2 separate regions of the Homo sapiens genome follow, and region 1 is linked to region 2. Evidence: read pairs that join two places in POLR2A ChIA-PET (ENCODE). Cell type or tissue: PC-9. All regions are shown on one strand. Links, peaks and the distances in the headings refer to the core of each region. The heading gives the core; the rest is flanking DNA.

Region 1 (14,902 bases), core at 3,037-11,036, 110 kb after region 2:
TGGGATTATAGGCGTGAGCCACCGCGCCCAGCCCTCCTTTCTTTCAAATGGGTTCTTGTGACTGTTATAGAAAATAGTGTCTGTCAAGGTGTTTAGCCTTTGTGCATGGAACTTAGTAAGCACTCAATGAAACATTCACTTGATTTTTTTTTTTTTTCTGTAAGAGATAAGGTGTCTATCATTCTGTGGCCCAGGCTGGAGTGCAGTGGCACGGTCATAGCTCACTGCAGCCTTGGACTCCTGGGCTCAAGCCATCTTCCCACCTCAGTCTCCCAAAGTGCTGGGATTATAGGCATGCACCAGTCTACCTGGTCTCACTTACATTTATTATTTATTTATTTATTTTTTGAGACGGAGTCTCGATCTTGTTGCCCAGGCTGGAGTGCAATGGCTCAATATCGGCTCACTGCAACCTCCGCCTCCTGGGTTCAAGCAATTCTCCTGCCTCAGCCTCCTAAGTAGCTGGGATTACAGGCACGCGCCACCATGCCTAGCTAATTTTTGTACTTTTAGTAGAGACGGGTTTCATTATGTTGGCCAGGCTGGTCTTGAACTCCTGACCTCAGGTGATCCACCTGCCTCAGGCTCCCAGAGTGCTGGGATTACAGGCGTGAGCCACCGCACCCGGCCTTAAATTTTTTTTTTCAACAGGGTCTCCCTCTCTTGCCCAGGCTGGAGTGCAGTGGCATGATCTCAGCTTACTGCAACCTCCAACTCCCGGGTTCAAGTGATTCTCATGCCCCAGTTTGCCAAGTAGCTGGGATTACAGGCGTGCACCACCTTGCCCAGCTACTTTTTGTATTTTAAGTAGAGATGAGGTTTCACCATGTTGGCGAGGCTGGTCTCAAACTCTTGACCTCCAGTGATCCACCCACCTTGGCCTCCCAAAGTGCTGGGATTACATGTGTGAGTCACCATTCCTGGCCCAGACATAAGATCTTAAAAACCAATGGCAGGTATGAAACCCCGTCTCTATTAAAAATACAAAAAAATTAGCCAGGCATAGTGGCGGGTGCCTGTAGTCCCAGCTACTCGGAGGCTGAGGCAGGAGAACTGTGTGAACTCGGGGGGCGGAGCTTGCAGTGAGCCGAGATCGTGCCACTGCGCTCCAGCCTGGGCGACAGAACGAGACTCCGTCTCAAAAAAAAAAAAACAAAACAAAAAAACACGGCAGGTTCTAGGACTGTGGAACAAGACCAAAACTTGGCCTGGGTCACATAGAAGAGGGGCTGAAATCCTGTTATCTATAGAAAGCCTGAAGAAGAATTTGAACATCTGTTATATAACATTCCTGTAGCCGGGGTGGTGGCTTGTGCCTGTAATCCCAGATACTTGAGGGGCTGAGGAGGAGGATCACTTGATACCAGGAGTTCGAGACCAGCCTGGGCAACAAAGCGAGACCCCGTCTCTAAAACAAACCTTTTAAAAAATTAGCCAGGCATGGCTGGACGCGGTGGCTCATGCCTGTAATCCCAGCACTTTGGGAGGCCGAGGCAGGCAGATCACAAGGTCAGGAGATTGAGACCATCCTGGCTAACACGGTGAAACCCTGTCTCTACTAAAAAATACAAAAAAATTAGCCGGGCGTAGTGGCGGGCGCCTGTAGTCCCAGCTACTTGGGAGGCTGAGGCAGGAGAATGGCGTGAACCTAGGAGGCGGAGCTTGCAGTGAGCTGAGATTGCGCCAGTGCACTCCAGCCTGGGTGACAGAGCGAGACGCCATCTCAAAAAAAAAAAAAAATTAGACAGTCATGGCATACTACTACTAGGGAGGCTGACGGGGAGGATCGTCTGAGCCCAAGAGTTTGGGGCTGCAGTTAGCTATAACACCACTGCACTCCAGCCTGGTGACATAGTAGGAACCGACATTTATCAACCTCAGGGCATTTACACCCAGCAATCTGACAAAGTTGGCACTATGCTTACACCATTTATAAATGAGGAAACTGAAGCTCAGAGAGGTTGAGACACTTGCCCAAGCTCACAGAGCATATCGTGGTCAGGCAGGCATTCAGGCCCGGCTCTGTCTGATCCCAGAGCCCTGTCCTGAGAAAGACAAGAGGGAGGCTGGCTGCAGCAGCTCAGGCTTGTAATCCCAGCACTTTGGGAGGCTGAGGCAGGCAGATCACCTGAGGTCAGGAGTTCAAGACCAGTCTGGCCAGCATAGTGAAACCCGTCTCTACAAAAAATGCAAAAAATAGCCAGGTGTGGTGGCACGCCCTTGTAATCTCAGCTACTCAGGAGGCTGAGGCAGGAGAATCCCTTGAACCCGGAAGATGGAGGCTGCAGTGAGCCGAGATCACACCACTGCATCCCAGCCTGGGCAACAGAGCAAGACCCCATCTCAAAAAAAAAAAGAAGGGGGGGGCCAGGCGCGGTGGCTCACGCCTGTAATCCCAGCACTTTGGGAGGCCGAGGCAGGCGGATCACGAGGTCAGGAGACAGAGACCATCCTGGCTAACATGGTGAAACCCCATCTCTACTAAAAGTACAAAAAAAATTAGCCAGGCGTGGTGGCGGGTGCCTGTAGTCCCAGCTACTAGGGAGACTGAGGCAGGAAAATGGTGTCAACCCAGGAGGCGGAGCTTGCAATGAACCGCGATGGCACCATTGCACTCCGGCCTGGGCGACAGTGGGAGACTCTGTCTCAAAAAAAACAAAAAACAAACAAAAAAAATGGCCAGGCGCGGTGGCTCACGCCTGTAATCTTAGCACTTTGGGAGGCTGAGGCGGGCAGACCACGAGGTCAGGAGATCGAGACCATCCTGACCAATATGGTGAAACTCCATCTCTATTAAAAATACAAAAATTAGCTGTGGTGGCAGTCGCCTGTAGTCCCAGCTACTTGGGAGGCGGAGGTAGGAGAATTGCTTGAATCCGGGAGGCAGAAGTTGTGGTGAGCCAAGATCACGCCACTGCACTCCAGCCTGGGTGACAGACAGGGAGACTCCGTCTTAGAAACAACAAGAACAACAACAAAAAAACAAAAAACAAAAAAAGAAGGGTGGGCATGGTGGCACATGTAATCCCAGCACTTTGGGAGCCCGAGGCGGGTGGATCACCTGAGGTCAGGCGTTCGAGACCAGCCTGGCCAACATGGTGAAACCCCGTCTCTACTAAAAATGGAAAAAGTATCCAGGCATGGTGGCAGGCGCCTGTAATCCCAGCTACTCGGGAGGCTGAGGCAGGAGAATCACTTGAACCTGGGGGGCGGAGGTTGCGGTGAGCGGAGATCACGCCACTACACTCCAGCCTGGGCAACAGAGCAAGACACCATCTCAAAAAAAAAAAAAAGACAAAAAGGATAGACACCTAAAGATCAGCAGTGGTTTCCTCAGGGCTGGAAATGTGGAGATCTTTATAGTCTTCTGGTTTACACATAGCGTATTTCCTGCCTATAATAACAAAAAAGAAGAAAAAGTTATTTTTAGATGTTCCCAAAATCTAACGCATTTGCTATCAGGAAAAGCTCCTGGAGAAGAATGCTTTTTGGTTACGATCCCCATGGGAAGCATCCTGCAATCACAGTGGGTGACTGAGGTCTGTCATAAAGATAAGAGAATTTGCAGGAAAAGCTTCAAAGGCCGGCACAGTGGCTCACTCCTATAATCTCAGCACTCTGGGAGGCCGAGGCGGGCGGATCACTCCTTGAGTCCAGGAGTTCAAGACCAGCCTGGATGTGGCAATACCCCGTCTCTAGAAACAAATTAAAAAATTAGCTGGGTGTGGTGACCTGCACCTGTACTCCCAGCTACTCGGGAGGCTGAGGTGGGAGGATCGCCTGAGCCCAGGAGGTTGAGGCTGCAGTGAGCCATGATTTTGCTGCTGCACTCCAGCCTGGGTGACAGGGTGAGACTCTGTGTCAATAACAAACTAACAAACAAACAATAACTAACTAAATACATAAAAATTTTAAAAGGCTTCAATCACAACCCTAGCACCCTGGGACACTGGGCAGATGTTGCCATCCCCAGAAACCATGGCTCTGGGTCAGGTGAGTGACCTGTTCTCAGGACAGGCTTGAAGCTGAATTCACTCCCGTCCTGCCATCCATCTCCTCTCAGTTGTCTGACCCCAGATGGAAGGCAGAGGACCAGGGAACCCCAGATCTGTCCAAAGAACCAGAGCCAAGTAGAGGCGCGTGAAAAGTGGATCTAGAAAGCCAAGTGGGAACTATCTTATCCTACCCAACCCAGAACACAAAAACAGCCCATCGGCCGGGCGCGGTGGCTCACACCCATAATCTCAGCACTTTGGGAGGCCAAGGTGGGCAGATCCTGAGGTCAAGAAATTGAGACCATCCTGGCCAACATGGTGAAACCCGTCTCTACTTAAAAAATACAAAAATTAGCTGGGTGTGGTGGCGCACACCTGTAGTTCCAGCTACTTGGGAGGCTGAGGCAGGAGAATCACTTGAACCCAGGAGGCGGAGGTTGCAGTTAGCTAAGATCACGCCACTGCACTCCAGCCTGGTGACAGAGCAAGACTCTGTCTCAACAACAACAACAACAACAACAACAAAAAACCAAACCAGCCCATCAGCCGGATGAGATGGCTCACACCCGTAATTCCAGCACTCTGGGAAGCCAAGGCCGGCGGATCACCTGAGGTCAGGAGTTTGAGACCAGCCTGGCCAACATGATGAAACTCCGTCTCTACCAAAAATACAAAAATTAGCCGGGTATGGCGGCAGGCGCCTATAATCCCAGCTACTCGGGAGGCTGAGGCAGGAGAATCATTTAAACCCGAGAGGCAGAGGTTGCAGTGGGCTGAGCTCATGCCATTGCACTCCAGCCTGGGTGACAAGAGTGAAACTCCGTCTCAAAAAACACCCAAAAACCAAAAACCAGCCTGTCCTTCCACCAGTGGGAACACTTCTTGGAGAAATATTTGTTCTCCAGTACAATACAGTGCAGACAAAAAACTAGGAAAGAACAAAGAGTTGGCAACAATGTACGGTTCATCAATCAAAGAAAATGGTTTAAATGAATTATGCCCCAGACTATGAAAAACAAGTCCAAAAAAAGAGAAAGAGGTGGAAAAATCACAACATCTATTGTGATTGTAGCAGGTTGAATTGTGGCCCCAAAGCAGATATGTATGGGCCGGGCCCGGTGGCTCACGCCTGTAATCCCAGCACTTTGGGAGCCTGAGGCAGGAGGATCCTTTGAGTCCAGGAGTTCAAGACCAGCCTGGGCAATATAGCAATACCCCATCTCTACAAAAAAATTTTAAAAATTAGCCAGGTGTGGTGATACATGCCTGTAGTCCCAGCTACTTGGGAGGCTGAGGCAGGAGGATCACCTGAGCCCGGGAGGTCAAGGCTGCAGTGAGACATGATTGTGCCACTGCACTCTAGCCTAGGCAACAGGGTAAGAGCCTGAAAAGAAAGAAGAAAAGAGAAGAAGAGCAGGAGGAGGAGCAGGGGGAAGGGAAAGGAAGAAAGAAGAAAGAAGAAGAACAAAGGGAAGGGGAGGGGGAGGAGAAGAAGAAGGGGAAGGAAGAAAGAAGATGAAAGGGAAGGGGAGGGAGGCGGGGGAGGAGGAGAAGGGAAAGGGGAAGGAAAAAAGAAGAAAGAAGAAGAAAGGGGGCCGGGCGCGGTGGCTCACGCCTGTAATCCCAGCACTTTGGGAGGCCGAGGCAGGCGGATCACGAGGTCAGGAGATCGAGACCATCCTGGCTAACATGATGAAACCTCATCTCTACTAAAAAATACAAAAAATTAGCCAGGCATGGTGGCGGGCGCCTGTATTCCCAGCTATTGTGGAGGCTGAGGCAGGAGAATGGCGTGAACCCGGGAGGCAGAGCTTGCAGTGAACCAAGATTGTGCCACTGCACTCCAGCCTGGGCGACAGAGCGAGACTCCGTCTCAAAAAAAAAAAAAAAAAAAAAAGGAAGGGAAGGGGAGGAGGAGGAGGAAAGAAGAAGAAAGAAGAAATGTGTAACCTTTGGTATCTGTGAATGTGGCCTTATTTGGAAATAGGGTCTTTGCAGATGGAATTAAGTTAAAGATCTCACTATCAGAACATCTTGGATTTTAGGGTAGGCCCTAAATCCAATGACTGATATCCTTAGAAACAAGAGGGCCAGGTGCAGTGGTTCACACCTGTAATCCCAGCGATTTGGAAGTCTGAGGCAGGAGGATTACTAAGCCCAAGAGTTGGTACATGCTACCCACCCTCCGGCTAATATTTTAGAAGAGCTGGGAGGATCCTTGAGCCCAGGAGTTTGAGGCTGTAGTGAGCTATGACTGCAGCTATGATTGCACCACTGCACTCCAGCCTGCGCAATAAATTGAGACCCTGTCTCTCTTTTTTTTTTTTTTTTTGAGATGGAGTCTTGCTGTTGCCCAGGCTAGAGCGCAGTGGTGCAATCTTGGCTCACCACAACCTCTGCCTCCCAGGTTCAAGCGATTCTCCTGTCTCAGCCTCCAGAGTAGCTGGGACTACAGGTGCATGCCACAACGCCCAGCTAATTTTTGTATTTTTAGTAGAGACAGGGTTTCACCATATTGGTCAGGCTGGTCTCGAACTCCTGATCTCAGGTGATCCACCTGCCTTGGCCTCCCAAAGTGCTGGGATTACAGGCGTGAGCCACTGCGCCTGGTGAGACCCTGTCTCTTAAAAAAAAAAAAAAAAAAAACTGTTAAAAACCACCAGACAGAGTGGCTCTTGCCTACAATTCCAGCTACTCTAGAGGCTGAGGCAGGATTTGAAGCTCAAAGTTCAAGACCAGTCTGGGCAACATAAGGAGACGCCCATCTCTACAAAAAAAAAAAATTTTTTTTTTGAGACGGAGTTTCACTCTTGTTGCCCAGGCAGGAGTGCAGTGGCACAATCTCAACTCACTGCAACCTCCGCCTCCCGGGTTCAAGCGATTCTCCTGCTTCAGCCTCCCAAGTAGCTGGGATTACAGGCGCCCACCACCCCTGCCAACTAATTTTTGTATTTTTAGTAGAGACAGGGTTTCACCATGTTAGCCAGGCTGGTCTCAAACTCCTGACCTCAGGTGATCCACCTGCCTCAGCCTCCCAAAGTGCTGGGATTACAAGCGTGAGCCACCACGTCTGCCACAAGACCCCATTTCTACAAAAAATTTAAAAATCAGGCAGATGAGGCACCATGTGCCTGTAGTCTCAGGCACTGGGGAGGCTGGGGAGGATCACTTGTGCCCAGGAGTTTGAGGCTGCAGTGAGCTATGATGGCACCACCGCACTCCAGCCTGGGCAGCAGAGCGAGCAAGCAAGCAAGCAAGCAGGGAAGAAAGGAAGAAAGGAAGAGGAGGGGAGGGGAGGCGAGGGGAGGCGAGGGAAGGGAGAAAGAGAGAGGGAGGGAGGGAGAGAGAGAGGAAGTGAGGAAGGGAGGGAAGAAGGAAGGAAGGGAGTGAGGGAGGGAGGGAGGGAGGGAAGAAAGAGAGAGAGAGAGAGGGAGAAAGACAGGCCAGGTGAAAGCCATCTTCTATGACTCAACCTTCAAAACCTCATTGACTCAATTCCTTCATACTCCATTGGTTGGAGCAGTCACAAGTCCCACCCAGGTTTAGGAGGTGGGAACACAGGTCCTGTGATATGGTTTGGATTTGTATCCCCCCCACCCAAATCTTATGTTGAATTGTAATCCCTGGTGTTGGAGGAAGGGCCTGGTGGGAGGTGATTGGATCATGGGGTCAGAGGCCTCCCTTGCTGTGCTTGTGATAGTGAGTGAGTTCTCACAAGATCTGGTTGTTTAAAAGTGTTCACCAATATGACAAACAGATCTCCAGGCCAGGCGCAGTGGCTCACACCTGTAATCCCAACACTTTGGGAGGCCAAGGCAGGTGGATCATTTGAGGTCAGGAGTTCGAGACCACCCTGACCAACACAGTGAAACCCCATCTTTACTAAAAATACAAAAAAACTAGCTGGCCACAGTGGCGCAGGCCTATAATCCTGGCTACTCAGGAGGCTGAGGCAGGAGAATGGCGTGAACCCAGGAGGCGGAGCTTGCAGTGAGCCGAGATCATGCCACTGCACTCCAGCCTGGGCGACAGAGCGAGACTTCGTCTTAAAAAAAAAAAAGAGAGAGAGAGAGCCATGATCAGGAAGCCGTCATGATGACTTGTGGAGACGCTGGCCCTGAAGTAGCTGCAACCCTCTTAATACACAGGAAGAAAGGGCTGGGAGACAAGCACAGGCAGCCCCTCTGTGAACCCTCAGGTAGGAGCCACCAGCCATTTTACTGCTGAGTTTAGCATTTGGGGTTGTTCAAGAGTCCAGGGCTTCTGGGAGACTAGAGAATGCCTTCATCTCCAGGGCACTAAAACCTCAGTTACCTAATCTGTGAAATGGGTATGATCATAGCAATCCCACAAAACTGCTGGTAGGGTTACATGTAATTATTTCTTTTTCTTTCTTCTTCTTCTTCTTCTTCTTCTTCTTTCTTCTTTCTTCTTCTTTTCTTTTTTTAAGAGATGGGTTCTCCCTATGTATGTTGCCCAGGCTGGACTTGAACTCCTAGGCTCAAGTGATCCTCCCACCTTGGCCTTCCAAAGTGCTGGGATCACAGTAAATTTTTTCTTGTAGAAACAGGGTCTCCCTGCTGGGCACGGTGGTTCACGCCTGTAATTCCAGCACTTTGGGAGGCTGAGGCGGGTGGATCACCTGAGGTCAGGAGTTTGAGACCAGCCTGGCTGACATGGTGAAACCCCGTCTCTACTAAAAATACAAAAAATTGTCCAGGCGTGGTGGCTCACGCCTGTAATCCCAGCACTTTGGGAGGCCGAGGTGGGCGGATCACGAGGTCAGGAGATGGAGACCATCCTGGCTAACACGGTGAAACCCCATCTCTACTAAAAATACAAAAATTAGCCAGGCGTGATGGCGGGCGCCTGTAGTCCCAGCTACTGGGGAGGCTGAGCCAGGAGAATGGCATGAACCTGGGAGACAGAGCTTGCAGTGAGCCGAGATCGCGCCACTGCACTCCAACCTGGGCAACAGAGCGAGACTCTGTCTCAAACAAACAAAACAAAACAAAACAAAAAACAACAAAAAATTAGCTGGGCGTGGTGGTGGACACCTGGAGAAGGAGGAAAATCGCTTGAATCCGGGAAACAGAGGTTGCAGTGAGCCGAGATCACACCATTGCACTCCAGCCTGGGTAACAAGAGCAAAACTCCGTCTCAAAAAAATAATAATAAAATAACAATCGATTGGTTGAGAGATCACCATATGCCATATGCCAGAAGTTGCTTTAAGCATTTTGCATGTGTTAATCCATTTTACACCTCACAATATCGCTACCAAGTAGAAACAATTATCTCGATTTTGTAAAAGGTGAAACAGGAAAAAACCACTAGAGCAAAGCTGCCAGACCCTCAACCTTCTTTTCCTTCTGACTCCAAATGACAGGCAGCATTCTTTCCATCTCTCACCTCCTCATGCCTCCTGTGGAAAAAATGAATGGACAGATGAGAAAAGTTGGAGCTGGAGAAAGACCGTGTTCCTCGTGTTCGGTGGGACCTGGGAAGGCTGCTAAAACCCAGGGAGCAGGAGTTCTCCTCCCTCCATCCTTATCCACAGTCTGGGTCCCATCCAGACCCTCCTCTCCAAACCGGGGGTTTGGGACAAAGCAGGTGAGGGAGGCATTTCATTCCAGAGCAGAAGAAGGGGGTTCCTCCCCCATCCCACTCCCGTTTCATTTTTAAGGGGGAAAAGCAGCTCCCCATACGGTGAGGCAATGAGGCGGACCAGCAGGTTCCCGGGGATCTCCGCAGCCCCGTTGCCATAACAACCGAACTCACTCGCAGTCGCTGATAGGGGAGTCAGCTGGGACCACAGCTTGGGCAGGAAAGGGATGAGGGAGTAGGAAAGAAACTTCAAGATCAACCACTGGCCCTCACGCCGAGCTGCGCACACCCCAAGGCCAAGGGAGGCTGGCAACCCTTGTCGTCCTTGGGAAATGGGGGAGGGCACTGGTACCCCTTGGACCTCCCTCCTGAATCTGGGCAGCTTTAAACATTTTTTTTTTCCAACTTTGGAAGACAGTTGTACAACCTCGAAGGAGAGGAGGTGTCAGGATTCACAAAGCGTATGGATCACACATGGCTCTAGGGGACATTCTCTTTGCTCTGTTTTATTTTTATTGTATATTTTATTCTTTTATTTTGAGATAGGGTCTTGCTCTATTGCCCAGGCTGGAGTCCAGTGGTGTGATCACACCTTACTGCAGCCTCAAATTACTGGACTGAGGTGATCCTCCTGCCTCAGCCATGCGAGTAGCTGGGACTACAGACATGCACCACCACACCTGGCTAATTTTTAAAATATATATGTTTTTGTAGAGATAGGGTCCTGCTACATTGCCCAGGCTGGTCTCAAACTCCTGGCTTCAAGTGATCCTCTTGCTTTGGCCTCCCAAAGTGTTGGGATTATAGGCATGAGCCACTGCATCCAGCATCATTTCTTTTCATTATTATTATGATTATTATTTTGAGATGGAGTCTCGCTCTGTCACCCAGGCTGTAGTGGAGTGGTGTGACCTTGGCTCACTGCAACCTCCACCTCCCAGGTTCAAGTGATTCTCCTGCCTCAGCCTCCTGAGGAGCTGCGATTACAGGTAACCTCCACAATGCCTGGCTAACTTTTTTTTCTTTTTGAGACGGAGTCTTCCTCTGTCGCCCAGGCTGGAGTGCAATGGCGCGATCTCAGCTTACGGCAATCTCTGCTTCCCGGGTTCAAGCAATTCTTCTGCCTCAGCCTCCCGAGTAGCTGGGACTACAGGCAGGCGCCTACCACCACACCTGACTAATTTTTGTATTTTTAGTAGAGACGGAGTTTCACCATATTGGCTGGTCTCAAACTCCTGACCTTATAATCCGCCCACCTCGGCCTCCAAAATGCTGGGATTACAGGCGTAAGCCACTATCCCTGGCCTAACCTGGCTAATTTTTATATTTTTAGTAGAGACAGGGCTTCACCATGTTGGCAAGGCAAGTCTCGAACTCATGACCTCAAGTGATCTGCTCACCTTGGCCTCCCAAAGTGCTGGGATTACAGCCACTGCACCCAGCCTAATCTTTTTTTTTTTTTTTTTTTTAAATGAAGACAGGGTCTCACTACATTACCCAGCTGGTCTCGAGCTCCTGGCCTCAAGCGATCCTCTCATCTCAGCCTCCTGAGTAGCTTGGATTACAGGCACAAGCCATCATGACTGGCTTCCTTTTTTTTTTTTTTTTTTTAATGAATATGGTAAAGTGCACAAATCATAAATTTCAGCGTGGTGAATTTCTACACGTGTATACCTGTGTATCCACCATGCAGACCAGAAGAACATAATTGTCCCTCCAGGAAATTCCCAAATGCTCTTTCTCAGTCAGTATCCTCCAATTTGACATTTTCATCATAGATTAGTTTTGCCTACCCCTGAACTTTGTGTAAGTGGAAATACATGGTTTGTCGTCTTGCTTTTACGCAACATTGTATCTGTGAGAATCTATTGTCATGTCTGCTTTCCTGTTCTTTTTCTTGGTTGTATAATAATCCATTGTGGAGATGTATCACAATGTATTTATCTTACTGCTGATAGATATTTGAGTTGTTTGCAGTGAATGGTTATTGTAGATAAAGCAGCTATGAACATCCTTGTACATGTCTTTTGATGAACATAAGTTTACCTCTTGTGGGGATGTGGACAGGGTCTCACTCAGTAACTCAGGCTGGATCGCAGGAACCTGGCTCACTGCAGCCTCAACCGCCCAGGCTCAAGTGATCCTCCCACCTCAGCCTCTCGAATAGCTGGGACCACAGGTATACACTATCACACCCAGCTAATTTTTTTGTAATTTTTGTAGAGACAGGGTCTCGCTTTGTTGTCCAGGCTGCTCTTGAACCCCTGGTTCAAACTATCCTCCTGCCTTGGCCTCCCAACATGCTGGGGTTACAGGCGTGAGCCACTGTGCCCAGCATCTTGGTTTATTGAATGCTGGTGACCTGCCAAGAACTTTACATCACTTATATCCTTACATAGTCACAACGTTATTTATTTAATTCACTCAGTCAACACATATTTGAAAATCTAGTAGGTGCCAGGTATTGTGGGACACACCGAGAATAAGAGTCAAGGTTTATAAATTTTGGCCAGGTGCGGTGGCTCACACCTGTAATCCCAGCACTTTGGGAGGCCGAGATGAACAGATCACTTGAGGCCGAGACAAACAGATCACTTGAGGTCAGGAGTTCAAGACCAGCCTGGCCAACATGGTGAAAACCTGTCTCTATTAAAAATACAAAGATTAGCCGGGAATGGTGGCACCTGCCTATTGTCCCAGCTACTTGGGAGGCTGAGGCAGGAGAATCACTTGAACACGGTGGAGGTTACAGTGAGCCGAGATCACGCTGCTGCACCCCAGCCTGGGTGATAGAGTGAGACACCATCTCAAAAAAGAAAGAAACAGCTTGGCTCAGTGGCTCATGCCTGTAATCCCAGCACTTTGAGAGGCTGAGGCGGGCGGATCACCTGAGGTCAGGAGTTCAAGACCACCCTGGCCAACATGGTGAAACCCTGTCTCTACTAAAATCACAAAATTTAGCTGAGTGTACAGCCATGCCTGTAATCCCACCTACTGGGGAGGCTGAGGCAGGAGAATCGCAGAGGTTGCAATGAGCCAAGATCGTGCCTTTGCACTCCAGCCTGGGTGTTCAGAGCGAGACTCTGTCAAAAAAAACAAAAAAGGAAGGAAGCAAGAAAGGAAGGAAGGAGGGAGGGAAAAAGGAAGGAAGGAAAAGAGAGAGAGAGAGAGAGATGTTATTCCAGGAGGGAATGGTCATGAAAACAAATAAGTAAGCGATATCAGAGAGTTAATGGAGATTGACTAGGGGTGGTGACATGGAGCTGAGGCGTGAAGAAGAAGGCAGAGCTGGTTGGCCATGTGAGATCTAGGGGGAAGGGTGTTGCAGGAAGTGGGAACAACCAGTGCAAAGGCTCAGTGTAGCTGGAGTGGACTTAGCGATGGAGAGAGGAATCCCAAGGAGGTTGAGTGAGGGATTTCGGTCTTAATCTAAGAGCCATGGCGGTGCATTGCAGCGTTCTCAATAGAAGGAAAACGTGAACTTCCTTGTCTTTTCAAAGATACCTCTGGGCTGTGGTAAGGACGGATGGAGGCCAGGGCAGAAGCCAGGAGCCTGTGGCCAAGGCAACCTCAGTAAATCCAGGCAAGTGATGAAGGAGTTGGGAAGCACAAAAGTGGAAAGAAGTGGGTGAATTCACGTTCTCTTTTTTTTTTTTTTTTAGGGACAGGGTCTTGCTCTGTTGCCCAGGCTGGAGTGCAGTGGTGCGACCTCCGCTCACTGCAACCTCCGCCTCCCGGTTCAAGGGATTCTCGTGCCTCAGCCTCCCGAGTAGCTGGGATGACAGGCATGCACCACCACACCGGCTAATTTTTGTACTTTTTTTTTTTTTAGTAGAGACAGGGTTTCGCCATGTTGGCCAGGCTGGTCTTGAACTCCTGACCTCAAGTGATCCACCTGCCTTGGCCTCCCAAAGTGCTGGGATTACAGGTGTGAGCCACTGTGCCTGGCCCTTGACTAATTTTTTCAAAAAAATTTTTTTTTTAATTTGAGACAGGGGTTTCGCTATGTTGCCCAGGCTGGTCTCCAACTCCTTGCCTCAAGTGATCCTCCCACCTCAGCCTCAGGTTCTTTGAACATAATTATTCCCAAATTACAAGTAGAGAGAACTGAATCTCAGAGAGGTTAAGTAATTTGCCTAAGGTCACACAGCTATGAAATGGAGAAAGGGTAAGAAAATCCGTCTGACCTTCCTTCAGTTATGCAAAAGATGTCATGTGGTGGGTGGTGTGACCTCAGAAAACCTAGAGGAGTGGGGGGTCCAGGCTGGTGGTGGGGTAATAAGACCCAAGTGAACACACCTGTCCTGCTGGGGTAACTACTCACCCCTAGGCCACAGGGCAAGCAAAGTGGCAAGCCGCAAATTGAATTGGGGGGCTGGAGGGGGATGTTTCATTGATGTCACAAATGAGCATGGACCCCGTATCTGCAGCAGGGATGTTTCAGGGCCAGTCAAGGAGATGATCGGGGCCCACGGACCCTCAAACGCGTCAGGAAGCCAGGCTGGTCCCTGAGTGTGTGTGATGGGGTGTGTGTTTGTGGGGGGGCACTGCCGGGAGCTGCCGCCGCCCGCCCCATTAGCAACACCGTCATTATCCCAGATTTATGTATGTATAATTCTTCTTCCTCAAACCGCTCCAACATCTCCCCTGGCTGCAAACCCGCCTCCCCCGGAAACAGCCACGGAGCCGCCTGCCACCGGGCCATTAGCACGCAGGGAAGGGGGTGTGGAGGGAGGGGGCAGGCAGCAGGGAAGGGGAAGGGGGGAGCCAGGAGAGGACGAGGAAGGCAGGAGCTGTAAGGATGGGAGTGAGGCGGCAAGATGGAAGAGGGGAAGGAAACAGGGCTTGGAGGAGCTGGGGAACCTCGGAGGGTTCTGGGGGGAGGGGGGGACACGTGTCCCAGAGGACCTGGCCGCAGACAGCGGGCCCCAGGGGCAGCCGAGGGTCTCCTGCGCCCTTTCTGGCCAATGCCAGGGCTGAGAATAGGGGGGTGGGGATCCCATCGGCCGGGACTCTGTGGCTGGGTCTCAGCCCAGAAGTTACTAGAGGGCCTCGCGCCGGAACCCCTCCCCCACTCTGGGAACCTCCACCTGCGGGGTGGGGTGGGGGTCTCCAGGCGGGGCGCGGGGAGGGCGCCGGCTGCAGAGCTGGGAGCCCGGAGCGATGACTCCATCACCCTCCACTTTTCCCTCCTCGCCCCCGAAACTGGCCCCCTCCCTTCTTGCGCCCCTCGGGTTGGGGGCGCGGGAGAGCCCCCTCTATTACGAGGGAAATCAATGCCGCATTAATGCAAGGTTTCC
Region 2 (14,902 bases), core at 3,698-11,697:
ACTGCAGCCTCCGCCTTCCAGATTCAAGCGATTCTCCTGCCTCAGCCTCCCAAGCAGCTGGGGTTACAGGCATGCACCACCATACCTGGATAGTTTTTTGTATTTTTAGTAGAGATGAAGTTTCATCATGTTGGCCAGGCTGGTCTCGAACTCCTGACCTCAAATGATCCACGCGCCTCAGCCTCCCAAAGCGTTGGGATTACAGGCGTGAGTCACCATTCCTGGCGGCTTTCTTGAGTCTCTCCAATACTTCTCACCATCTCCCTTCTTCCCTTGCAACAATCTGCCCTCGAGCCGCATTAGGCTGTCAGCCCCCTGAGTGACTTTTGTCTTTTTCTCTGCAGAGCACCAGCACAGAGCCTGTGCTGAGTGGGGCCCTATATGGTAAACCATGCAAATTAGTAGTACTCCTGCCACTCCACTCCGCTGCCGCCCAGCTAAAGGAAGCCTCCTTCAGCCTCGCTGATCTGGTCCCTGCCGGGGCGTCTGCCTATGTTTCTCCACTTTCTCTTTGTCCTGAAGTCTCAGTCCTGCTGACCTATTTTGCAGCTTCTGGACAACCTCATGACTTTTGTTCTGCAATGATGAGGGGCGGGAACATGGTCCTCATTTGTCAAAAGGGAAACTGGCACCTGGGCGTTTTGAGCCACTGGCCCCAGGTTGCTCAGCTCAGAAGTAACCCAAGATTGCCTGTAATCCCAGCTGCTTGGGCAGCTGAGGCAGGAGAATTGCTTGAGCCCAGGAGACGTAGATTGCTGTGAGCTGAGATCGTGAGATCGTGAGGTCGCGCCACTGCACTCCAGCCCGGGCAACAGAGCAAGACTCCATCTCAAAAAAAAGAAAAAAAAAAAAAGAAGCAACCCAAGATTATCCAACCAACAATAATAATTATTATAGTATAATAATAATTATATAATATAATTATTATAGTATAATAATAATTATATAATATAATTATTATAGTATAAAATAATTATATTATATAATTATTATAGTATGATAATAATTATATAATAGAATTATTATGTATAATAATTATTATATAATATAATTATAGTATAATAATTATTATATAATATAATTATTATATAATCTAAGAATTATAGTCATATAATAATAATTATATAATCTAAGAATTATAATCGTATAATTATATAATCTAATAATTATTATAATCGTATAATAATTATAATATATAATATGTAACATTATAATATATTATATAATATAGTAATAATTATATTATATAATATAATAATTATTATAATATAATTATAATAATTATATTATATAATATAATAATAATAATTATATTATATAATATAATAATTATTATAATATAATTATAATATATTAGTATAATTTTTTTTGAGACGGAGTTTCACTCTTATTGCCCAGGCTGGAGTCCAATGGTGCGATCTCGACTCACTGCACCCTCCACCTCCTGGGTTCAAGTGATTCTCCTGCCTCAGCCTCCCGAGTAAGCTGGGATTACAGGCATCTGACACCGCACCCGGCTAATTCTTTTTTTTTTTTTTTTTTTTGTATTTTTAGTAGAGATGGGATTTCTCCATGTTAGTCAGACTGGTCTCGAACTCCCGACCTCAGGTGATCCGACTGCCTCGGCCTCCCAAACTGTTGGGATTACAGGCGTGAGCCACCACGCCCAGCCTAATTTATTATTATTATTTTAGAGACAGGGTCTCTGTTGCCCAGGCTGGAACTCAGTGGCACAATTATGGCTTGAGGCAGACTGCACCTCCTGGACTCATGCCACCCTCCCGCCTCAGCCTCCCAAGTAGCTGGGAATACAGGCACGTGCCGCCATGCCTGGCTAACTTTTTTTACTTTTTTTTTTTTTTTTTTAGATGGAGTTTCGCTCTTGTTGCCCAGGCTGGAGTGCAGTGGCGCGATCTTGGTTCACTGCAACCTCCGCCTCCCGGGTTCAAGCGATTCTCCTGCCTCAGCCTCCTGAGTAAGCTGGGATTACAGGCGCCTGCCACCGCACCAGGCTAATTTTTTTGTATTTTTGATAGAGACGGGGTTTCCCCATGTTGGCCAGGCTGGTCTCGAACTCCTGACCTCAGGTGATCCACCCTCCTCAGCCTCCAAAAGTACTGGGATTACAGGCATAAGCCACCACGCCCAGAGCTCCCTTTTGGGCTGTGTGGTCTCAGGCAGGTGATGTGGCCTTTCCGGGCCTCAGTTTCCCGATCTGTGAAATGGTCAGAACTTCTCCAGGTGCCCGTGAGGACCAGACTGGAGGGAACGCATTGCAGAAGTGTAGGTGGGCATGGACGCTCAATAAACAACAGGAGCCGCGGTTAGGATGATCCCAGAGCGGGGTGAACTGTCTCTTTGCTGCCCTCTGCAACAGGGAGGGACACCAGGAGACCCCAACGCCCCACTCCCCGGCTTCTTATGCCGCCAGCCCTTGCCCAGCACCCGCACAAGCCTGGGCTGAGGCGGGGGGTCAGATGGGGTCTCCGGGTGGAGGGGGGCATAACAGGATGCCCCCTGGCTGGGAGACAATGGCAGAGGAAGGGGCCGGGCAGCCCCCACACGGATGAGCCCCGCAGCTGGCTCCAGGAGGGCGGCGCAGCTATTGTGAGACCAGACAGCTGTCCCTGTGCCAGGAAGCCCCAGAGAACGGGAAAGAGGGTGGGAAGCCCGCTGGCCAACCCTGATCCCCCACCGGGGGCAGGTCCCACTATGGTCTGTTTGTCTCCTCCAGCAGGCTGAACACCTGGGTTTCCGGGAGCCTGGCCTGTCAGTGTGCACCTGGCCCAGGGGGCCCTCACTGCAGACCCCATCTGGCCCCACTGACATCTCCCTAACTCCTTGCTCCCTACTCATCCCAGCCTGGCCTGGGGATTTTGGAGGCTGCACTGATCTGGGCTGTATTTATAGTTCCCTGGTGCTGCTGAGCCAGCTTCTAAATATAGAAGTCCAGCTATTTGGGGCCTCGGCCCTGGAGCAGAGTGGGGAAGAGCCAGTCCTGCACATGTGTGCCTCCCCGCCCATCCCAGAGACCACCCAGGCCTCTTAGTCTCCTGGGGTCTGGGCTGCAGGGGTCTCTGGTGCTGAAGGGAAGTCCAGGAGGAGCCCAAACATAAAGAGGGCAGAAGCGAGAGGCCGCGATGGCTCAGAGGGACAAGGCAACGAGGCCCCGTGCTCCGGGGCTGAGGGGGAGTGCATGTGTTTGCGACCTGGGGTGCCAGCACCTGGTTCCTCTTCTTCCTCCTTGGCCCCATGACCCACTGTGGGAAGGAAGGGGGGTTGATCTGTCAGCTCAGTGTTCTCAGCTTCTAGGAAATGAAGCCCTTCAGGAAGCAGCAGAGGCACCCCCAAACCCCAAACAAACTCTAGCACCTAGTAACCCACTTCCCCTTCCCCATGGACACTGAGTTCACTGGTTGCCCTGGCAGGGGGCGGGTGACGTGGGGTGGGGGGGCGGGGTTATAAATAGATGGTATATAAGCAACCTCGAGGATAGCTGAGCAGAAGTGGCCGAAGCAGAAGTGGGGTCCTCATGGGCAGCTGGGCCCAAAAGTGTCCCCAGTCTTGGCCCCTCCCAGAGATCACCAAGATTTGGGGCAGTAAGGAGGAAGAAAAGGGTGAAATGCTTAAAAGGGCATCATTAATCCTTCAAAGCAATCTATGAACATGATGGTCATTAAGTCATTAATAAAACCCTAGCACTTCCTCAGCGGTAACTTTATAAAGCACTTGGAATATTATACAGCTGTGAAAAAATAACTCCAGGGGTGTGCAATTTTTTGAGGGGGGGCAGGGGACAGAGTCTTGCTCTGTTGCCCGAACTAGAGTGCAGTGGCGAGATCTCGGCTCACTGCAACCTCCGCCTCCTGAGTTCAAGCAATTCTCCTGCCTCAACCTCCCTAGAAGCTGGGATTACAGGCACACGCCACCACGCCTGGCTAATTTTTGTATTTTTAGTAGAGATGGAGTTTCACCATGTTGGCTAGGCTGGTCTCGATCTCCTGACCCTCAAGTGATCCGCCCACCTCAGCCTCCCAAAATGCTGGGGTTACAGGTGCATGCCACCATGCCTAGCCACACCTCTTTCTTCAATTTAAAAACTTAGTGAAGTCAGGAGAAAAAAATCTTAAATTGCAGCGTGACAGATTCCACAGTAGAATCTTGAAAAAGTCTCCAAAGCCCCATAGGAAAAAGCCACCTTGCGAAAAAGCTCAGACACAAAGATCATAAAACGAGATTTGGTTTCAGGATACAAACATATGCAAGAAGACTTTGAAAAATAAACAAGGCGGCCGGGCTCAGTGGCTCACCCCTGTAACCTCCCAGCACTTTGGGAGACTGAGGCGGGCGGATCACCTGAGGTCAAGAGTTCAAGACCAGCCTGGCCAACACGGTGAAACCCCATCTCTACTAAAAGTATGAAAGTTAGCCAGGTGTGGTGGCAGGCACCTGTAATCCCAGCTACTCAGGAGCCTGAGGTCAGAAAATCACTTGAACCCAGGAGGCGGAGGTTGCAGTGAGCTGAGATAGCGCCACCGCACTCCAGCCTGGGTGACAGAGCAAGACTCCGTGTCAAAAAAAAACAATAATAATAAAATAAATAAATAAATAAAAATAAACAAGGCTGGGCCAGGCGCAGTGGCTCATGCCTATAATCCCAGCTACTTGGGGAGGCCAAGGTGGGAGGATCGCTTGAGCCCAGGAGTTCGAGACCATCCTGGGCAACATAGTGAGACCCCCATCTCTCCAAAAATACAAATAAAAAATTTGCCAGGTGTGGTGACTCGCACCTGTAGTCCCAGCTACTCAGGAGGCTGAAGTGGGAGGATGGCTTGAGGCCAGGAATTCGAGGCAGCAGTGAGCTGTGATCACGCCACTGCACTCCAGCCTGGGTGACAGAGCAAGACTCTGTCTCAAAAAAAAAAAAAAAATTAAGTAACTGAGCAAAGGAATAAGGGGCAAAGAATATTCGGAGTGGTGGTAATCAGCAAGATAAACATGGGAGCATGGGAACAAGGTCATATCTCAGTTCTTGGTGAAGAGGGAGGCTCATGGGTATGCCTTCCTTCCCTTTTATTTTTTAATTTACATATTTTCTTGCAAAGTAAAATTCTTTATTCCCGCAAATTGTGAATAATACACACAGAAGTTTCCAGGTATAAACGTTTCCTAAAATGATGGCTGTTTTGTGTGTGTGTGTGTGTGTGTTTTTGAGACAGAGTCTCTTGCTCTGTCGACAGACTGGAGTGTGGAGTGCAGTGGCACAATCTCGGCTCACTGCAACCTCCGCCCCCCGGTTCAAGCCATTCTCCTGCCTCAGCCTCCCAAGTGGCTGGGATTACAGGCGCGCACCACCACGCCCGGCTAATTTTTTTGTATTTTTAGTAGAGATGGGCATGGATCACTGCACCCAGCCAAAATGATGGCTGTTTAACATAACGCCATGTAACGCAGGCATGTGGTGTTTTGCGGTTATATTCAGACGTGATTTTATCAGAGACCAAAGCAAAAACAGAGAATTCTGAAAAGAGTTTGTATCAAGGAAGATAAAATGCGCCAGGGAGAGTGGCTCATGCCTGTGATCTCAGCGCTTTGGGAGGCTGAGGCGGGAGGATCCCTTGAGCCCAGGAATTCTAGACCAGCCTGGGCAACATGGTAAAACCCAGTCTCTACAAAAAATGCAAAAATTAGCCAGGAGTGGTGGCACGTGCCTGTAATCCCAGCTGCTCAGGGGGCTGAGGTGGGAGAATCTCTTGAGCCTGGGAGTTTGAGGTTGCAGTGAGCTATGATCTCACCACTGCACTCCAGCCTGGGCCACAGAGTGAGACTCTGTCTCAGTAAATAAGTAAGTAAAATAAAGCTGATCATGGATAGACCGATGGTCCCAAGAATTGCATTGTTTCATTTATTCTATAAACCTGAGGCTCTATACAAATATTTAAAAAAGAATTTTAAAATGTTTAAAGGTTTTAAGGAGAAGCGTTTAGAGGAAGCAAAGGAGAGTAGGGTGGGGGAGGGGAACAGCTCAGGGGTGGCTGTGGGGGTGGGGAACTGGTGGCAGCCAACAAGAAGCCCTGAGCTGGGAACGCTGTGTGACACTTGGTGGCATTTTTGTCACTTTCTTGCAGCTCTCAGTGTCTTCCCCATTTTGCAAAGTCTTCTGAGCGGGGTGGTGCTGATGTCCCGATAAGGATGGGGTCAGGCTTCTGGGGGGCACTGTGAGGACGGGGGTCTCAGAATCCTTCCCTTGACTTTCGATGGGTGGGGAAGGCCAGGGGAGGAAGGGGGCTTATTCAGGCTGGGTGCCCACCCGGGTCAACCCCTCCGCATGCCTCTGGGCCTCTTCTGTTGTGGGCTTGTGGGTTCCCGAGAAATAGGGCCACAGATGGCACTGACGGTCCCAGCCAGTCCCAGAAAGAAGCGATGGGAAAGCATTGGTGAGAATCAACCCATCCCCAGGGCTCTGTCCCTTGGATGGAGGTCTCCCTTTCACTTCTTTCCAGGCATAGAAAACAGTTTGCGGCTCCTCAAAAAGTTACGTGTAGAGTGACCCTGTGATCCAGCCATTCTGCTCCTGAGTATACACCTGAGAAAACTGAAGGCAGACACTCAAATGGATACTTATGTTTATTTTATTTTTTGAGATGGAGTCTCACTCTTGTCCAGGCTGGAGTGCAGTGGCGCGATCTCAGCTCATTGCAACCTCCACCTCCTGGGTTCAAGTGATTCTCCTGCCTCAGCCTCCCGAGTAGCTGAGATTACAGGCACCCACCACCATGCCCGGCTAATTTTTGTATTTTAGTAGAGAGAGGGTTGCACCGTGTTGGTCAGGCTGGTCTCAAACTCCTGACCTCAAATGATCTGCCCACCTCAGCCTCCCAAAGCGCTGGGATTCCAGGCATGAGCCACTGTGCCTGACCTCAAACAGATACTTATACACCCATGTTCATAGCAGCACGGTTCACAATTACCATAAAAAGCGATTTTTAATTCAACCATAAAAAGGAACGAGGCTCTGATCCATGCTACAGGGTGGATGAACCTTGAAAACATGATACTGAGTGAGAGAAGCCAGACACAGAAGGTCACATAGTGCACGATTCCATTTATATGAAATGTCCAGAATAGGCAAATTCATAGCCAGAAAACAGATTGGTGGTTGCCAGGGGCTGGGGAGGAGGAATGAGGAATGAGTGGTAATGAGGACGGGGTTTCCTTTTGCGGTGTTGAAAACATTCTGGAACTAGATAGAGGTGATGGTTGCTCAACGTAGTGAATGTACTAAATGGCGCTGAACCATGCACTTTAAAAGGGTCTATTTTATGTCATGTCAATCTCACCTCCATAAAAAAAAAAAACAAAAACAAAAAAAAAAAACAGGCCGGGTGCAGTGGCTCATGCCTGTATTCCCAGCACTTTGGGAGACCGAGGCAGGAAGATTGCTTGAGTCCAGCAGTTCAAGAGCAGCCTGGGCTACATATCGAGACCTCATCTCTACAAAAACTCCACAAATTAGCTGGGCATGGTAGTGTGCACCTGTAGTCTCAGCAACTTGGGAGGCAGAGGTGGGAGGATCACTTGAGCCTAGGAGGCAGAGGTGGCAGTGAGCCGAAATCGCACCACTGCACTGCAGCCAGGGTGACAGAGTGAGACTCTGTCTCAAAAAAATAAAATAAAATAAATACATAAATAAAATAGACCAGGCATGGTGGCTTATGCTTGTAATCCTAGCACTTTGGAAGGCTGAGGTAGGTGGATTACTTGAGGTCAGGCGTTTGAGACCAGTCTGGCCAACATGGTGAAATCCTGCCTCTACTAAAAGTGCAAAAATTAGCCGGGCATGGTGGCGCATGCCTGTAATCCCAGCTACTCAGGAGGCTGAGGCAGGAGAATTGCTTGAACCTGGGAGGCAGAGAGGTTGCAGTGAGCCGAGATGACGCCACTGCTCTCCAGCTTGGGCGACAGAGCGAAACTCTGTCTCAAAAAAAAAAAAAAAAAAAAAAAGAAGTCTGAGTTTTTCACAGCTATATCTCTGACACCTCTAAACACTTCAGTCGTCGCTTTCGGTTTTTAATTTCCTTCCCCATTTTTTTTCTTTACTTTTTTATAATGAGACAGGGGTCTCATTATGTTGCCCAGGCTGGTCTTGGACTCCTGAGCTCTAGCGATCCTCCCGCCTCTGCCTCCCAAACTGTTGGGATTACAGGCGTGAGCCACTGCGCCTGGCCTATTTCTTTCCCTTTTTGTCTCCTTTCAATTTTTTTTTTTAAACAAAAAGAGCAGTCTCTTTGATCCAGAGCTTCACTGGAGGGTGAGGCTGTGGATCCCAGGGTCCTGCGAGTGAGCGACTCATTATATTCTACGCCTGGGCACCTCCCTCTCCCTACCCTAGTCCCGGCTCTTGAGGCTTCAACCAGGCGACAGCAGGAAGCAAGTTTAATTTCACCCCCACCCCTACAAATATAGGTCCTTTTGCTGTTGCTTTCTACTTATGGAAATGGCCCTGGTTTCCTTTTGTTTCCTTTTGTGGTGGTGGCATAAAAGTTCCTTCCCAAATAAATTCATTTAAGTTTTTTTTTTTTTTTTAAAGGAAAAGCAAGTTGATTGAAGGAAAAATCTGTGGTCCGGGGAGATGTTCCAAATCCTGGAGGTGGAGAGGAATGAATGACGTTTGTGGCTTGCAGATCAACTCCCCGCAGCGGGCGTGACGTTGTCACAGCCAAAATTGTCCTCCACGCGCTGCTACGGTGAGTCAGGGGGAGAGGGGCCCCTCTGGGCAGACGGCAAAAGCCATTTTTGAGTGTACAAGGAGGCATTTTTCTGACAGCATTTCCTGTCGGTACCCTCCTATCTAGGGGCAAAAGTGTCACTGGGGCTTTCTGGGGCCTTTGGTGTGGGTCTTAGTGACAAAGTTCAGTGGCAATCTGGCATTCCCCTAGTGGAATTGTCACTCCCACGACAGCCTCTCATGCCCAGCTTCTGTCCGGCCCGAGGAGCCAGCTCTGGGCTGCCTGCTATCCACGAGGTCAGGCGGCCCTGACATTGGCAAGGAGATTGACACCCACACTCTGTGCTTCCTTTGAAACAGAGTTGTTAAAATTCCAGGCCAGACAAATGTCCAATAGGCCTATGAAAAGATACTCAAAGTCACCAATCATTAGGGAAATGCAAATCAAAACCACAGGCCAGGTGCGGTGGCTCACGCCTGTAATTCCAGCACTTTGGGAGGCCGAGGTGGGAGGATCACTTGAGGCCAGGAGTTTGAGACCAGCCTGGGCAACATAGCAAGACTCCATCTCTATAAATAAATGAATAAACAAATAAAAACCACAGTGAGATACTACCTAACACCCATTAGGATGGCTACTATCAAAAAAACAGAAAATAGGTTAGAAGTGGTAGCTCACAACTGTTATCCCAATGCTTTGGGAGGCCAAGGAGAGAGGATCAGTTGGGCCAGGAGTTCAAGACCAGCCTGGGCAACAAAGGAAGACTTCATTTCTAAAAATATTTAAAAATTAGCTGAGCATGGTGGCATGCACCTGTAGTCCCAACTACTTGGGAGGCCGAGGCAAGAGGATCGCTTGATCCCAGGAGGTCAAGGCTGCAGTGAGCTATGATTGCACCATTGCACTCCAGCCTGGGCAACAGAGTGAGACCCTGTCCAAAAAAAAAAAAAAAAAAAAGCAAAACAAAACAAAACCCCATAAATTGAAACCATTGTGGGCTGCTGGTGACAATGTAAAATGGTGCAGCCACTGTGGAAAACAGTATGGAGAGTCCTAAAAAAATTAAACATAGAGGCCAGGCATGGTGGCTCATGCCTGTAATCCCAGCACTTTGAGAGGCCGAGGTGGGTGGACCATTTGAGGTCAGGAGTTTGAGACCAGCCTGGACAACAATACAAAGATTAGCCGGGTGTGGTGGCAGCTGCCTCTAATCCCAGCTACTCGAGAGGCTGAGGCAGGAGAATCGCTTGAACCCGGGAGGTGGAGGTTGCAGTGAGCGGAGATCGCGCCACTGCACTCCAGCCTGGGTGACAGAGCAAGACTCCATCTCAAAAAAAAAAAAAAAATTAAACATAGAATTGTCATATGATCCATCAATTCTACTTCTGCATAGACACCCGAATTGAAAGCAAAGTTCAAAGAGACATCTGTACACCTATGTTCACGGCAGCATTAGCTAAAATAGCCAAAAGTTGAAAGCAACCAGTCTCCATGGATAGATGAATGGATAAACAAAATGTGGTCTATCTATACAGTGGAATATTACTCAGCCTTAAAGAGGAAGGAAATTCTCGTACATATAACATGAATGCACCCTGAGGGCATTATGCTAAGTGAAATAAACCTGCCACAAAAGAACAAATACCGTATGATCACATTTACAGGAAGTAACTAAACTTGTCAAATTCATAGAAACAGAAAGTAGAATTGTGGTTTCCAGGAACTGGAGGGAGGAGGAACGGGGAGTTGTTTTGTGGATACAGTTTTAGTTTTGCAAGATGAAAAAGTTCTGGAGATGAATGATGGTGTCAGTGGCAACTATGAGAATTTATTTTTTCTGGTTTTTGTTTTGTTTTGTTTTGAGACGGGGTCTTACTCTGTTGCCCAGGCCGCAGTGCAGTGGCACAATCTGGGCTCACTGCAACCTCTGCCTCCTGGGTTCAAGTGATTCTCGTGCCTCAGCCTCCCAAGTAGCTGGGATTACAGGTGTGCACAACCATTCCTGGCTAATTTTTGTATTTTTAGTACAGCCAGGGTGTCACCATGTTGGCCAGGCTGGTCTCAAACTCCTGATCTCAGATGATCTGCCCACCTCAGCCTCCCAAAGTGCTGGGATTACACGTGTGAGCCACTGTGCCCAACTGAGAATTTTCTTTTCTTTTTGAGACTGAGTCTCACTCTGTTGCCCAGGCCGGAGTACAGTGGCTCAATCTTGGCTCTCTGCAACCTCTGTCTCCTGGGTTCAAGTGATTCTCTTGTCTCAGCCTCCCAGTAGCTGGGACTACAGGTTCACACCACCGTGCCTGGCCAATTTTTGTATTTTTAGGACAGACGGGGTTTCACCATATTGGTCAGGCTGGTCTTGAACTTCTGACTTCAAGTGATCTGTCCATCTCAGCCTCCCAAAGTGCTGGGATTACAGGCATGAGCCCCCACGCCCGGCCTGACAATTTTCTTAATGTAACTGAACTGTACACTTAAAATGGTTAAGATAGAACATTTCATGTCATGTGTATTTCACCACAAATTTTATCCAGGCTGAAGGACAGGCACGGTGGCTCGCTTTGGCAGGACGAGGCAGGAGGATCGCTTAAGGCCAGGAGTTCAAGACCAGCTAGGGCAACATAGCGAGACCCGCACCCCCATCTCTACAAAAAAAGTTTAAAAATTACCCAGGCCTGATGGCACATGACTCTGGTCCCAGCTACTCGGGAGGCTGAGGCAGGAGGATTGCTTGAGCCCAAGAGGTTGAGGCTGCAGCGAACTATATGGTTGCACCACTGTACTTCGGCGAGATCCTGTCTCAAAAAAAAAATCAAAAAAAAAAAAAAATCCAGTCTCAGAGGAGACTGGGGCAGGATTCCCATCCTGTGGGTCCTGGCAGGTGACCCCCATGTGTCCTCCATAGTAGGGGGTGATCAGGCCCTCCAAGAAGTCAATACCAATTATATCCCAAAGCCTCTTACATGTCTCCACCTGGACCTCCCTGTCTACCTCCAGACATACAGCTGCCCTCTGGACCTCACCCAGGGACACTGCTATGATCACTGAGCGATTCACCAATATTCCAGCTCTTTCTCCCTCCAGGTACAAGGTAGGAAGGCATTGCTCCACCCACTTGTGTGGCCACGTGACTTGCTCTGACCAATGGCATGTGAGCAGGTTTGACTTGTGTCACTTCTGGGCAGAGGCTTTAAGAGCTGCTGCAGAGCATGCTATATGTTCTTTTTCTTCTGCCTTGGCAACGGGCAACATGCCAGATGCTGGCTGAGTGAAAAGTGAAACCTCTGATGTTTTAAGCTCCTGAGATTTGGGGCTTAAAGTAGCTGGGACTACAGGTGTGTGCCACCATGCCTGGCTCATTTTTTTCCCTGGCTTGTTACTGCAGCAGAACTGAACCTGCCTTGAGTCCAGTGTGGCAGCAGAATCTGTAGATGTCACTCATCCAGTCCTGTCTTGTGCATGACGATGGTCTCATATCATTAAGCTGTAGGGCTGGAATGAGAGGCAAGGTGGATGCTTGACTTGGGAACAAAATTTCAGGGGGTGTCAAAGAACTCAAGAACTTTGTCCTGAACTCATAAATATTATTTTATTGTGATATTTTGTAAAAGTCAAGATTAATGCAAAACCATGATGAATAAAATGGTAACATTAAATCTATCTATCTATCTATCTATCTATCTATCTATCTATCTATCTATAGATATGTATATATATACACATAGGTCAGGCGCGGTGGCTCACACCTGTAATCCCAACACTTTGGGAAGCCGATGCAGGTGGATTGCTTGAGACCAGGAGTTCGAGACCAGCCTGGCCAACATGGTGAAACCCCATCTCTGCTAAAAGTACAAAAAATTAGCAGGTCGTGATACTGCACACCTGTAATTCCAGCTACTTGGAAGGCTGACGCACGAGAATCGCTTGAACCCAGGAGGCGGAGGTTGGAGTGAGTAGAGATCATACCACTGCACTGCACTCCAGCCTGGGCAACAGAATGAGACTCCATCTCAAAAAAAAAATATATGTATATATATATACACATATATGAGAGAGACAAGGTCTCACTCTGTCACCCAGGCTGGAGTGCAGTGGCACAATCATAGCTCACTGCAGCATTGACCTCCTGAGCACAAGCAATCCTCCCACCTCAGCCTCCCGAGTAGCTGGGACTACAGGTGTGCACCACCACACCCAGCTAATGCTTGAATTTTTATAGAGATGGGGTCTTGCTATGTTGCCCAGACTGGTCTTGAACTCCTGGGCTCAAGTGATCCCTCTGTCTCAGCCTCCCAAAGTGCTGAGATTATGGGCGTGAGCCACTGCTCCTGGCATACATTGTCCTAGTCTATTGTTAGAAGCAAGTTATTGGGTCCAGCTCACACTCGAGGGATCACACAGAGTGCAGACATCAGGAGGTGGGAATCATGGAGGAGTCTTGGAGCCTGTCTGCCTCACCTCCTCTCCTCTAGTATTCCTAGTTTTTTTTTTTTTTTCGAGATGGAGTTTTGCTCTTGTTGCTTAGACTGGAGTGCAATGGCAGGATCTCGGCTCGCTACAACCTCTGCCTCCCAGGTCCAGGTGATCCTCCTGTCTCAGCCTCCCAAGTAGCTGGGATTACAGGAGCCCCCTGCCACACCTGGCTAATTTTTGTATTTTTAGTAGAGATGGGGTTTCACCATGTTGGTCAGGCTGGTCTTGAACTCATGACCTCAAATGATCTGCCTGTCTGGGCCTCCCAAAGTGCTGGGGTTACAGGCATGAGCCACCAAGCCTGGCCTCTTTGCTGATTTTCATCTGTAACTTTCACTGTAATAAACCATAACTGGGAGTAACACCACTTTTCTGGGATCTATCAATCTCAGCAAATTATTGACCCTGAGGGTGGTCTCAGGGACCCCCGACACAAGCCCCATTTCCCAGCCACCATCTTTTGCAATCTCCATTGCCCTAGTCACCGAATGGCATATTCTTATCCATTTGCTATTTCCTGCCTCTCTCCTCTGGATCAAAGGCTCTGGAAGGTCGAAAACTCATCTGTCTTTCCCATGAAAGGCTGTAGAACAAAATGGTCAGGGGTCAAGTCCTGGCCCTGTCACTTTTTCATTGTTGCTGAGTCAAGGTCTCAGCCAGGGTGGAGTGCAGCAGTGCAGTCATAGCTTACTGCAGCCTTGAACTCCCGGGCTCAAGCAATCCTCCCACCTCAGCCTCCCTTGTGGCTGGGACTACAGTCACATGCCACCACAGCCAGCTATTTTTTTTCTTTTAAGACAGGGTGTCGCTCTGTCACCCAGGCTGGAGTGCAGTGGCATGATCTCGGCTCACTGCAACGTCTGCCTCCCAGGTTCAACTGATTCTCCTGCCTCAGCCTCCCGAGTAGCTGGAATTACAGGCATGCGCCACCACGCCTGGCTAATTTTTTTTTGTATTTTTAGTAGAGACGGGGTTTCACCATGTTGGCCAGGCTGGTCTTGAACTTCTGACCTCAGGTGATCCGCCTGCCTCGGCCTCCCAAAGTGCTGGGATTACAGGCTTGAGCCACCAAGCCCGGCCCCACACCCAGCTAATTTTTATTTTTTGAGACGGAGTCTTGCTTTGTTGCCCAGGCTGGAGTGCAGTGGCACGATCTCAGCTCACTGCAATCTCCACCTCCCAAGTTCAAGCGATTCTCCTGCCTCAGCCTCCGCAGTAGCTGGGATTACAGGCATCCGCCACTACGCCAGCTAATTTTTTTGTATTTTTAGTAGAGACGAGGTTTCATCTTGTTGGCCAGGCTGGTCTTGAACTCCTGACCTCAAGTGATCCGTCAGTCTCAGCCTCCCAGAATGCCTGAAGGTTAGCTTTTAAGTGTTGGTTACTTTATCTCCTCAGTAGCTAGATCAGGGTCCAGGTGGTCAGGATTCAGTCAAAAGCAAGTGATTAAGGAGACTCCTCTGGGGACTTTGCGATGGAGAGGCAGGAGGGGCCACGAGCGGGGGTGGGGAAGAGAAGAGGGCACAGAGGCCAGCGGATGAGAGAGACACCAGGGAGCCTGGGATGCCTGCCCGAGGCTCTGGCCACGCCCATGCCCTGCCTGTCCCGCTAAGGTGAGCTGGTCCTTCTGTGATCACCCGGGGAGGAGGCCTACAGGAGCTGCAGAGCTGAGTAGAGAGGGAAGGCGCGGGGGAGGC

The links. Peaks named below come from ENCODE experiments on the same cell type or tissue, not always from the same donor. Only the 100,000 strongest peaks of a DNase experiment are listed, where the experiment ranks them.
Region 1: POLR2A ChIA-PET joins it to region 2 with 22 read pairs; 3 of 35 experiments call an interaction of 5 or more read pairs at or near these places.

Annotation. Positions count from the first base shown.
Region 1 is chr19:14,248,914-14,263,815 of GRCh38, reverse strand. No RefSeq gene overlaps it. Among named protein-coding and RNA genes, the nearest start is that of ADGRL1, 50 kb to the right of the region's middle. RefSeq lists silencers at 1,173-1,373, 3,422-3,622 and an enhancer at 13,547-14,064. In PC-9, for the core only: no CTCF peak of the experiment used is centred there; a DNase peak (open chromatin) is centred at 7,495.
Region 2 is chr19:14,363,788-14,378,689 of GRCh38, reverse strand. It overlaps LINC01841 (long intergenic non-protein coding RNA 1841), which reads left to right and starts at 14,700. Exons shown (of 4, transcript NR_134908.1): 1 at 14,700-14,818. RefSeq lists enhancers at 7,828-7,897, 11,779-12,073 and a silencer at 11,827-11,916. In PC-9, for the core only: no CTCF peak of the experiment used is centred there; no DNase peak of the experiment used is centred there.